Regions from separate parts of the Homo sapiens genome. Here region 1 is linked to region 2. Evidence: chromatin contacts called from ENCODE Hi-C or POLR2A ChIA-PET data. All regions are on one chromosome and are shown on one strand. The core of a region is the stretch at or near the end of the contact, and the rest is flanking DNA. Distances in the headings are between cores, read along the strand shown.

Evidence for each region. Hi-C counts contacts between places; a loop is a spot of excess contacts on that map. ChIA-PET counts read pairs that join two places held with the same protein, here RNA polymerase II (POLR2A). Pooled maps may share reads with other maps.
Region 1: a loop to region 2 is called in a map of CD4-positive, alpha-beta T cell, with 5 times the contacts of the local background. The contact joins the promoter of WDR7 here to the promoter of ELAC1 in region 2. A Hi-C loop is called at or near these places in 3 of 168 maps with a recorded cell type or tissue (CD4-positive, alpha-beta T cell, CD8-positive, alpha-beta T cell and naive thymus-derived CD4-positive, alpha-beta T cell) and 6 of 50 pooled maps. POLR2A ChIA-PET finds 5 or more read pairs at or near these places in 1 of 52 experiments (T-cell).

What each region holds. Positions count from the first base shown.
Region 1 is chr18:56,649,633-56,654,789 of GRCh38, forward strand. WDR7 (WD repeat domain 7) reads left to right here and starts at 1,727. Exons shown (of 28, transcript NM_015285.3): 1 at 1,727-1,944. RefSeq lists an enhancer at 1,458-1,847.
Region 2 is chr18:50,966,376-50,971,597 of GRCh38, forward strand. It overlaps ELAC1 (elaC ribonuclease Z 1), which reads left to right and starts at 1,665. Exons shown (of 4, transcript NM_018696.3): 1 at 1,665-1,739. RefSeq lists an enhancer at 1,293-1,352 and a silencer at 1,503-1,992.

The sequences.
Region 1 (5,157 bases), core at 477-2,976, 5.7 Mb after region 2:
TGGGTCTCATTTATGATTCTTTTGCAGTGATAACCATACATTTTTGGTTACAACAACAATGACGACATCTCACTTGTCTCCTTGCTTCCCTGTATTTCCCACCTGATTTACATGGCACATTGCTGCCAAATTAATATTTGTGGCTGGCCCATCTTAAGTGACCCCGATAAGTCACACTCTTGTATAATCCTTTCTCCTTGAGTACAGATAAAACCCGTGACTTACTTTAACCAATAATATATGGCAAAGGTGATGGCTGTCACTCCCTAATTTAGGTTATCATCTACATCCATTTCCATATCTATGTCCATGTCCATATCCATGGCTGTATCTATATCTGTGTGACTCCTTTCTTGTGCTCAGTAGAGAGATTCTCCTTGCTAGCTTTGAAGGAGTATGCTGCCATGTTGCGAGAGAGCCTTTAGTAAGGCCCATGTGGTAAGGAACTGTGGGTGGCTGCTAGGACCTGATGGCCACTTCCAGTTCAGAGCCAGTAAGAAGCCAGGGCCCCTAGTCAGACAGCCACAAGGAACTGAATGAGCTGACAGGAGTTTGGAATCAGATTCTTCCCTAGTTGAGCCTCCAGATGAGAATTGCAGTTTGGCTGACATCCACTTGTAGCCTTGTGAGAGCATGAGCACAGGACTCAGCTAACCTGTTCCTGACCTCCTTGCCCATGGAATGTGAGGCAATACATATGTGTTGCTTTAAGCCACTAAGACACTAAGACTGTGATAATTTGTTGTAAAGCAATTTTAAAAACCTGAATACCATGTGGTTAGGAAAAGTGCTACACTATTTATTAGTCAAAAGTCTTCAATTACTTTTCATTGTCTTTGGAATAAAGACCAAAAAGCTTATATGGCCACTAAAAGCCTCTTGTTATCTACATTATTCTATTTTTCCATGTTACTTTTTTATTACCTGGTCTAGGCCGAATGTGATGAAGTCTCTATCAACCCACAAGAGAGCTCCAGGGCATAGACTGCCTGTTAAAGGAGCCGCTCACGGAGCAGAAACAGCTAAGCCCTGATACCACATTTTCCCACTTCACCTACTTCACGTCCCTTGTATTTCTTCCAAATTTAACTTTCTATTTATTGCATATATTCATGTTTTACATTTCAATGCTGGTGACAAAGTTGTTTTCCTTTCCCAATTATTATTCCAAATCTGACCAATTTTTCTAGACTTCCATATGACCTAATGTGATTATCCTTCCTTACCCCAACCTAGAAATAATTCATCTCTTTTCTTCCTTGCTCCTTATTTGGCATTTCTCATCCTGCACTATACTATAGCTTATCTATCTTGGGGGACATTTGTCATTCTTTTTAGCTTTCCAGCATCCAACATACTTTCCAGTGTTTAGGGAATTCCCTACCTCTTGCATCTCAGTGGGAAGCAGTGTGATGGGGTCAGAAGTGTAAACTTGCGCAACATCCTGCTCCCAAGAAAGACGTGCACTTGCTACTTCATCCTTCGCTCCATCTTGGTCCTCCCAACTGGAGAGAGGACAGCCTAGACGAGACTTCCCACAACCAAGATGGCGGCCGTGCACTCCTTGCCCACAGCTGGCCTTTTCTCCACTTTCGGTCTCCATCGTAACGCGGCTGGCTCTCTCGGCGCCGGCTTAGGCCTTGCAAGTAGGGAAATGGTGAGTCTTTCCCGCCCCCTCATTTTTGCGACAGTTGCAGCGAAAGTCACGGCAGTTGGGGCTGGTGTCAGCTGATTTACTGCAGTGGCGGCGGCGGCGGCACCGGCACCTTGCAGTATCACTGGGGAGACGGCGGCTGTATAGCGCTTGCCGCCCCACGGATTATCCCAGCAGGATCTACGCACCCCGCATCCTCCGTAGTTCCGCCCTATCCTTGTCCTCCTTGGCTGGGGCGCCCACCGGCGGTCTGATAGGCTACATCGCGGCATGAGATGAAGCTGTGACAGGTAAGGGGGCTTTCAAGCTTCTCCATGGGAAACCACAGGGCGGGATGTTCCTGCACCGTGGAGGTCAGGGGTCAGGGGTCAAAGGTCACAAACCCGCTCTAGCCGGGGGCGGTGCTAGCTGTCAGATCGCTGCGGCTGCAAGCCTGCAGGTCGGGCCCAAAAGTAGGCGCCGTTACCAAGAGCGTGGGGGCCAGCCGGGGGTCTTTGTGGCTCCCTTGCCTGGTGAGTGATATTTGCTACTTGTGACAGTTGCTTTGGTCTTGAGGTGGGACTGCCTGGTTCCCAGGTGCAATCTAAACGGGATCAGGTGATTGGTGATGATCGTTGGTGGTTATTGACAGCAATTTTGGGCGATGTGCTTGCTTTTGGGGTTCATATAGTCTTTCCTTTCCTGTTGGTACTATTTTTGCCCATGCCCAAGGTACTGACACCACTGTTAGAATTTCATTTTTGAGATGCCATCTGCCAGTTCTTATCCCTTTGCCCTAGTACTTGTCTGAGCGGATGCCAGTCACTCCCATTCACTTAGTGATGGGTCCCAGCGTTCTGAAGCTATGTTTGAAGTCAGCACTACCCTAACTTTGATTCAAAAATTGCTGTTTTATGTTTTTTACCCACTTAGTATGTCACTTTTTGAGGCAGAATTTGCTGGGTTAGATAGTCTGAAACTAGGGAACCTACCGTCGCATGACAGGCTGCATTGATATTGTTGATGCTGCTGAATTTAGGGTTCGGTCAGTGGCAGCTATAGCTTCCTCTCACTGTAATATTTGCCATGAGACAAAAAAAGGCAAACTGACTCTTTCAGGTGTTTATGTCTTAGGATTTTATGGGCAAGGTTGCAGGAATTGCCTGTTGTATGAAAGAAATTAACTGAGTTTTTGACATTTTGTAAAACAAAAATTTTAGTTTGACTCTGCTTCTTGCTTTATAAACAAACTCGTGGCTGTATGAAGGTCAGCTTAAAAGTGAACATAATGTGTTGAAATGCCCTCATTATTACAAAGAATAAAAAACTGTCTAGTTCCATCCAGAACAATACATATTAGTTATTATAAATTGGGAAAACGAACCACTATAAATATAATTAATGCTTTATTATTAATGTCAATTAGGGATTATGGTAGAAAATTCATTTATTTTACTGCCAATCCTTATTTTAAGAGTGTTTCAGAGAAATACTTTAAGAGAAAAATGAGAGTATGCCCTTTATTTTTTCTTATTGCCACCTGTAACTAAATTTTAAAAGATCTCGGTGACTGGGTGAATCAAAGGGACTGGGCTTGGCTTGGTTTGAATATCCCTGTAAGAATTTAACTTAAATTTTAGGGGTAGTGACCCTTGTATCTTACAGTTTCCTTTTATCTTTGATATATGTTCCGTTTTGAAGTTAAAGGAAGTTGGGTGGTTTCTCCATGTAACACACTTAGCATCGAAAATCTTCAAAGTAGTGAGCTTGTTTTGTGTTTTCTTCGTGAGAGGGGTAGGATGACATTTAGCTTTAGTGGTGTGATGTTTATTAGATGTATGAGTCCTTAAAGTTCATTTTGGACCTCAGGTGCAGAGGATGGAGTTAATCTTACTCAATTCAATGGGCTGTTCAAGGCATCTCCCCTGCCTGCATTTTTCGTTCTTCTTTTTTTTTTTTAGATGGAGTTTCGCTCTTATTGCCCAGGCTGGAGTGCAGTGGCGTGATCTCAGCTCACTGCAACCTCCCCATCCCGGGCTCAAGCGATTCTCCTGCCTCAGCCTCCTGACTAGCTTGGGATTACAGACTGTGCCACCATGCCTGGCTAATTTTTGTATTTTTAGTACACATGGGGTTTCACCATGTTGGTCAGGCTGGTCTCGAACTCCTGACCTCAGGTGATCCACCAGCCTTGGCCTCCCAAAGTGCTGGGATTACAGGTGTGAGCCACCACATCCAGTCTCATTCATTGTTTTTTGTTTCTAATTCCCGCTGTTTTCTCTTGCTCATCAACCCATATGCAACCATTCTGTATGATGTGTATTCTTCTGTTTGTATGTGTTATTAAATGTATATTGTTCTGGGTGCCCACATTTTTAATTTATAGAGATGATATCGTGCAGTTTTTTTGTCTCACTATTATGTTTTGAAGATCTATTGCATTGCTGTTCTTTGCTTCCAAGTGCTGCACAATATTTCAGAATGTACATCTACTACAGTTTATCTGTCTGCTCTCCTATTTGTAGATACCCATGTTATTTTCATTTTCCTACCTCTACAGATAATACTATGATAAGCATACATTTTAGACCTCTGTGATACTTTCAGTGAGTTATAGATCCATATGTGATTCTGGATCATTTGGTTTTCATATATTTTATTGAAGCACCACCAGATGATGTTTAGAACAAGCAGCAATAGTCTATACACCTGCAGGAAGCTCGTGAGGGTTCCTTTATCTTTGTTTCCCCACAAATGCTTGGTTTTATTCAGTGCTCCAATTTTTCCAGACTAATAGATACAAAATTAAATCTCATTTTAAATTACATTTCATTATTTATTCAGATTCATTCACTACTAATGAATCTGAGCATTTCTTTTTTTTTCTGAGATGGAGTCTCACTCTTGCCAGGGTGGAGTGCAGTAGTGCGATCTTGGCTCACTGCCATCTCTGTCTCCCAGGTTCAAGCGATTCTCCTGCCTTAGCCTCCTGAGTAGCTGCAACTACAGGCACGCGCCACTACGCCCAGCTAATTTTTGTATTTTTAGAAGAGACGGAGTTTCACTATGTTGGCCAGGATGGTCTCGATCTCTTGACCTTGTGATCTGCCTGCCTCAGCCTCCCAAAGTGCTGGGATTACAGGCATGAGCCAGCGTGCCCTGCCGAATCTGAGTATTTCTTCATGTGTGTTTTATCTTTTTTAATTTTTTGTTTGTGAAATTGCCTGTTCATCCCTTCACCCATTTTTATTTTGGGGTTTCAGTTCTTTCTTGTTGATTTGCGGACATTTCTTGTATTCCATAGATACTAATCATTTAAGTATTACAAGTGTATCTGTTCCTAATCTGTCATTTGTCTGTAATCTTTCTCATGATGTTCTTCATTGAACAGAAATCTTATATTTTGATATAATCAAATTAAAAAATCTTTTGGCTATATGGTTGTATTTTGGAGGTTTTGTTTAAGAAATCTTTCCCCAGTGCTGTGCCACAAAGTTACTCTGCTATGTTATGTACTGCTAATT
Region 2 (5,222 bases), core at 415-2,914:
AAATCCTACCTCTTCCTCACTCATCTCTTAGCTAGTGATCTCCCTTTTTCCATATCCTTTTAAGTGGATTGTTTCCTGACTGAGTGTAGGCTCCTTAAAACCAGGGACCGGCAGGGCACGGTGGCTCGCGCCTGTAATCCCAGCACTTTGGGACACTGAGGCGGGTGGATCGCTTGACCTCAGGAGTTTCACACCAGCCTGGGCAACACAGTGAAACCCCATCTTTACAAAAAAAAAAAAAAAAAAATAGCTGGGTGTGGTGGCTTGCCTGTAGTGCCAGCTACTTGGGAGGTTGTAGTCCTGTAGTCCCAGCTACTGATACTTGGGAGGCCGAGGTGGGAGGATTGGTTGAGTCCAGGAGGAAGAGGTTGCAGTGAGCTGAGATCGCGCCACTGCGCTCCAACCTGGGTGATAGAGTGAGACCCTGTCACAAACAAACAAACAAACAAAAACCCAAAACCAGGGACCATGACAAATTTTTAAAATCTCTCAGCCCCAAAAATAATACTATCCACAAAGTCAGAGCTCCATTAATACTGGAATAAAGGTTAAAAGAGCCCAATAAGTAGAAGTAGATGAGTTAATGATTTTTAAACAAGTGGCAGTCTCTCTGTCCTGGTAGTTTCAAGAAACACCACTCCGATTCCTATTTTGAAGCTGCTGGATTTTTTTTTTTTTTTTTTTTTTTTTTTTTAACAGAGTCTCGCTCTGTCGCCCAGGCTGGAATGCAGTGGTGCGATCTTGGCTCACCGCAACCTGCACCTCCTGGGTTCAAGCGATTCTCATGCCTCAGCCTCCCGAGTAGCTGGGACTACAGGCGTGTGCCACCATGACCGGCTAATTTTTTTTTTTTTTTGTATTTTTAGTAGAGACGAGGTTTGCCATGTTGGCCAGGTTGGTCTCGAACTCCTGAGCTCAGGCAATCCGCTCGTCTTGGCCTCCCAAAGTGATGGGATTACAGGTGTGAGCCACGGCGCCCGGCCAGCTGCTGGATATTTTGACCACCTCAAGTACGCTGAGCACGAAATCAGTGCATCTGGCAGTACACAGGAGCTTGAAATACTTTTTTTAAAAGTTGTTATTCAAACTGAAGGAGTTTTTCCCTGTGGTCTGTAATCGCCACGTGCCCGTTCTGTATACAGCCAGCCTGGGTTTTTCAATCCCACGTCCGCTACCTAAGAGAACACCAAGGCTTGGAGTGAGTATGGCACAATCAGCTTCAGATGTTAAGCAAATATTCCAACCTAGAGTAGGAAAATGGAATATGGACGGGGCTTTATGAAGGTGCATGGTCAGGCAAAGGATCTTAGTGGATGAAAGACAGTAAAGATTCATCCCAACCAAAGACCAAAAATGACACATATGTATGAGCAAAACATCAGGAAGAACACTCTTATGTGGAAAATATTACACGGAAAACAAAAGAAGAGTAACTTTTTCCCTTTTGGTTTATCCCGCTCTGGTCCTCAGGGCGATAGCTACCACCTGACACACAGCGACCTGGGAAAGAGGGAAACTCAATCACTGCCCTCGCGGCCCGGGGGGAGCCCGGAAGCGCGCCCAGAGCCAGGTCCCGCGCGGGCGCCACCGAGCGCGGACCTCCCTCGCATCCTAGAGCGGCCGCGCGGGACCCGGCCGGCGGCGCACTTCCGCCCGGGCGCATTGTAGCCCCGCGGACAGCTGGGCCAGGGTGCGGGCCTGCGCCTCCCTCGGCTCCTGGCGCGGGCCTCGGGGAGAGGGTGAGTGCGGTAGGGCATACCAGAGGGGGGCGGGCGCGCTTCCTCGGGACTCGCCGGCTCGATCAGGCACGGCCCGGCGCTGGGGACCTAAGCCTGGGGAGCGCCCGGGAGCGAGGACGCGCCTCGTTCACCGCCCCGGGCCGGAGTCTCGGCGGGCCGGAGCCTCGGCCGCCCGGCGCCGCCGCCCACCCAGCCTTTTTCGAGGCCAACACGGTCTCGTGGGGGAGCCTGGGCTCTCTGGAGGCCGGAAATCTGGCCTCTGGCCCTGCCTGTGCCTTGGCCTCTTACTCTCTGCCGCCCGGCCTCGGTTCTTTCAGCTCTAAGATGGAGGACAGCGATATCTGCCCTAGGCACACCACAGGGTGATTGCAGGGTTGACACTGCCTGCCTGAAAACGAAGGAGCGCCGGTTCTCAACCCGGCAACCAGTAGAATCGCTTGGGAAGCCTCCAAATGCTGATGCCCCATCATCACCGGGGAATTGTGATCTGCGGCCAGGACCGAGATCCACGGGCCCAGAGTGAAATGACAGTACTGTGATCACGACTGGAATATGCACTTCGCCGAACGTGGATCACAGTCTTGAGAAAGCAAGCAGCTGGGTTTTTGTTTTGTTTTTTTTCCAAGAAGACAGGGACCTAATCTGGTTTGCTCGCATTTAATTCCTAGTGCCTAGAATGGTGCATGTCCCAAAACATGCACCATTGATTAAATAATTTCTGATTACTTCCCGACCTATTTGGAGGGTTTTCATTATATTTGTTTTAAAATTATTATGGAAACCTTCAAGTCATATATGAAAATTGAATAGTAACTGAACTCCCAATTCATGATCAATTCTGTTTCATCTGTTACCCTCTCCCCCACTGTAGTATTTTGAAGCAAATCTGAAATGTACCATTCCATCTGTTACCTTGTTCATGTTTATAAAACACAATAACACCTTTTTAAAACATAAAGCCATTATCAGTGTACTTAGCACTTCATTTTACCCTCTACTATCCAGTCAGCATTTACATTTTCCTAGTTGTCTCTTTCCTCTTACCCAGTTTGTCCAAATCAGTATCCAAACAATCTACACACGTTATATTTGGTTGATGTCTCTTAGATCTCTCTTAATCTTTTTCTCTTGCTCTTTATTTTGTTCCCTGTATTTTACTTGAACAAGTCATTTGTACGGTTCACGTTTTCTACAACCAGGATTTTGCTTTTTCCATCTCTGGTATCCTTTAATAAGCAGGTATTTAGACCTGCAGACTTGTTCAGGTCAGGTTCGATTTTTTGGCAAGAGAACTTAATGGGGGATTACTGTGTTTTTCACATTGTATCATACCAGGAGTTAGATAGCATCTTGCCTCTCTTTGTGGACCTTTTATGTACAAGTAGCACCGTAGGGTAACAATTGACCAGGGAATGCCAGCAAATACATGCAAAAGAAATGAGAGAATATCACCTTTTGGCAACCCCTAATGAAATAATGGATCCTGGCAATGATCACTAGCGGCTGTTAACGTCAGAAAGAGAGACAGCTAGACAATGCGTGCTGCCTAATGGGGTACTCCCATCAGACAGCACACCGTTTGTCTTATCAAGTATTCTTGGAGTAATGGGGGTGGTGTGTATAGATGAAACATGATTGCCTATGAGTTAACAGTTGTTGAAGTTCAATGATGGGTGTATGGCATTGCATTATGCTAATCTCTACTTCTGTATGTGTCTGAAGTTTTTCAGAATAAAACTTTTTTTAAAAAGATTGATTAGTTGAGTAGTGAGTTTAGGTCAACCTGATCCATACATTGCAGTTCTCTGTTAGCCTTTCACTAAGTGATTCTCAAATCGGACTCCATGTTAGGATCACAGGAGAAGGCTTTTTATTTTATTTATTTACTTTTTAATACTAAAACATGTCTCACTTGCAGAATTTCCTATCTAAATGTTCTGGGATGGAGCCCAATTATTGATAGGGTTTTTTGTTTTGTTTGGGACTACAGGTGTATGCCACCATGCCTGGCTAATTTTTTTATAGAGACAGAGTCTTGCCATGTTCCCCAGGCTGCTCTTGAATTCCTGGCCTCAAGCCATCCTGCCACCTCAGCCTGCCAAAGTGCTGAGTTTACAAGCAGGAGCCACCGTACCTGACCTTCACTGATATGTTTTAAAAGCTCTCCAGGTGATTCTAATATGCCCCCGGGGTTATGTACTACTGATCTAAATCCATTATTTGTTAGGGATGACAAAGTGATTATATTCTATTATTCCTTCTGCAGTTAATTTGCCTTTACAAATGTTAACTTTCTGCATTCTGTTTATTCTTACCTATCTTGCAAATCAATAAGGAAGCCTCTGCAAATAAAGCTCCTTTCTTAGCAGAGGAAGACTTGATCTTGGAGGTGATAATGTAGAGTAACACATGAAAGGGATGTTAGCAATAACCTCAACGCTATGCTTAAGGTAGAGATGCACCACCTTATGTATGAGGGTTGGGGGCAGGAAATATGGGGAGGGGCTGTTTCCCAAAATGGAAGGGAAGACTAGGTAGTGTGTAGTTAGAGAAGCATGTTTGGCCATATGACACATTTCCAAAAAAAAAAAAAAATCATCAGCATTAAGTAAATATAAATTTAAAAAAAATAAAATGCCACTCATTGAAACATAATGCAATAAATTTAAAAGAAAAGTTAACCCCCCGCACAGCCCCCACCCCATCACTTTAATTACCCCTGAGATAACCCATATTAACAGGATGGTGTGTATCCTCTCCCACATCAGACTTTCTCTGTCTTACATAAATGTAGGGGTTTGGGGTATTGTTATAAAAACGAGATCATACCATAGCCATCTGTAACTTTTCTCCTTGTCATCCCTCCACAACAGTAGTTACAGAAGACTCTATTAGCTGCAGAATAAATAGTTGATAGACTAAATAATAGCACAAATGTACAATAAAATATTCAGCCATTTTCCTATTGACATTTTTAGATTGCTTTCATATTTTAGCCATCTTGAGAGCAACACAATACACGTCATTTTACATAGCTCTTTATTATTTGGGTAGATTACCAAAAATGGGATTACTGGGTGAAAGCATATAATTATCAACAGCATCATTATTACTGGTAATATATATTCCAAATTATTCTCCGAAAGCCTAATCGCAATTCATAACTTTGTCACCATTAGTTTGTGACAGTAGCCATTTACCGTCATCCTGGTTAGCACTGACTAGCATTGCTCTATTGATATTTGCCTGCCAGCTGATGTGTGGTAAATGGTCTCTCTTTTTGTTTGTTGTGAGAGTGGGTCTTGTTCTGTCAAGCAGGCTGGAGTGCAGCAGTGAAATCACAGCTCACTGCAGCCTTAACCTTCCAGGTTCCAATGATCCTCCTGCCTTGGCCTCCTGAAAAGCTGGGACTATAAGCACATGCCTCCATGTCCAGCTGATTTTTGTTTTTTAATTTTTTTGTAGAGACAGTGTCTCACTATG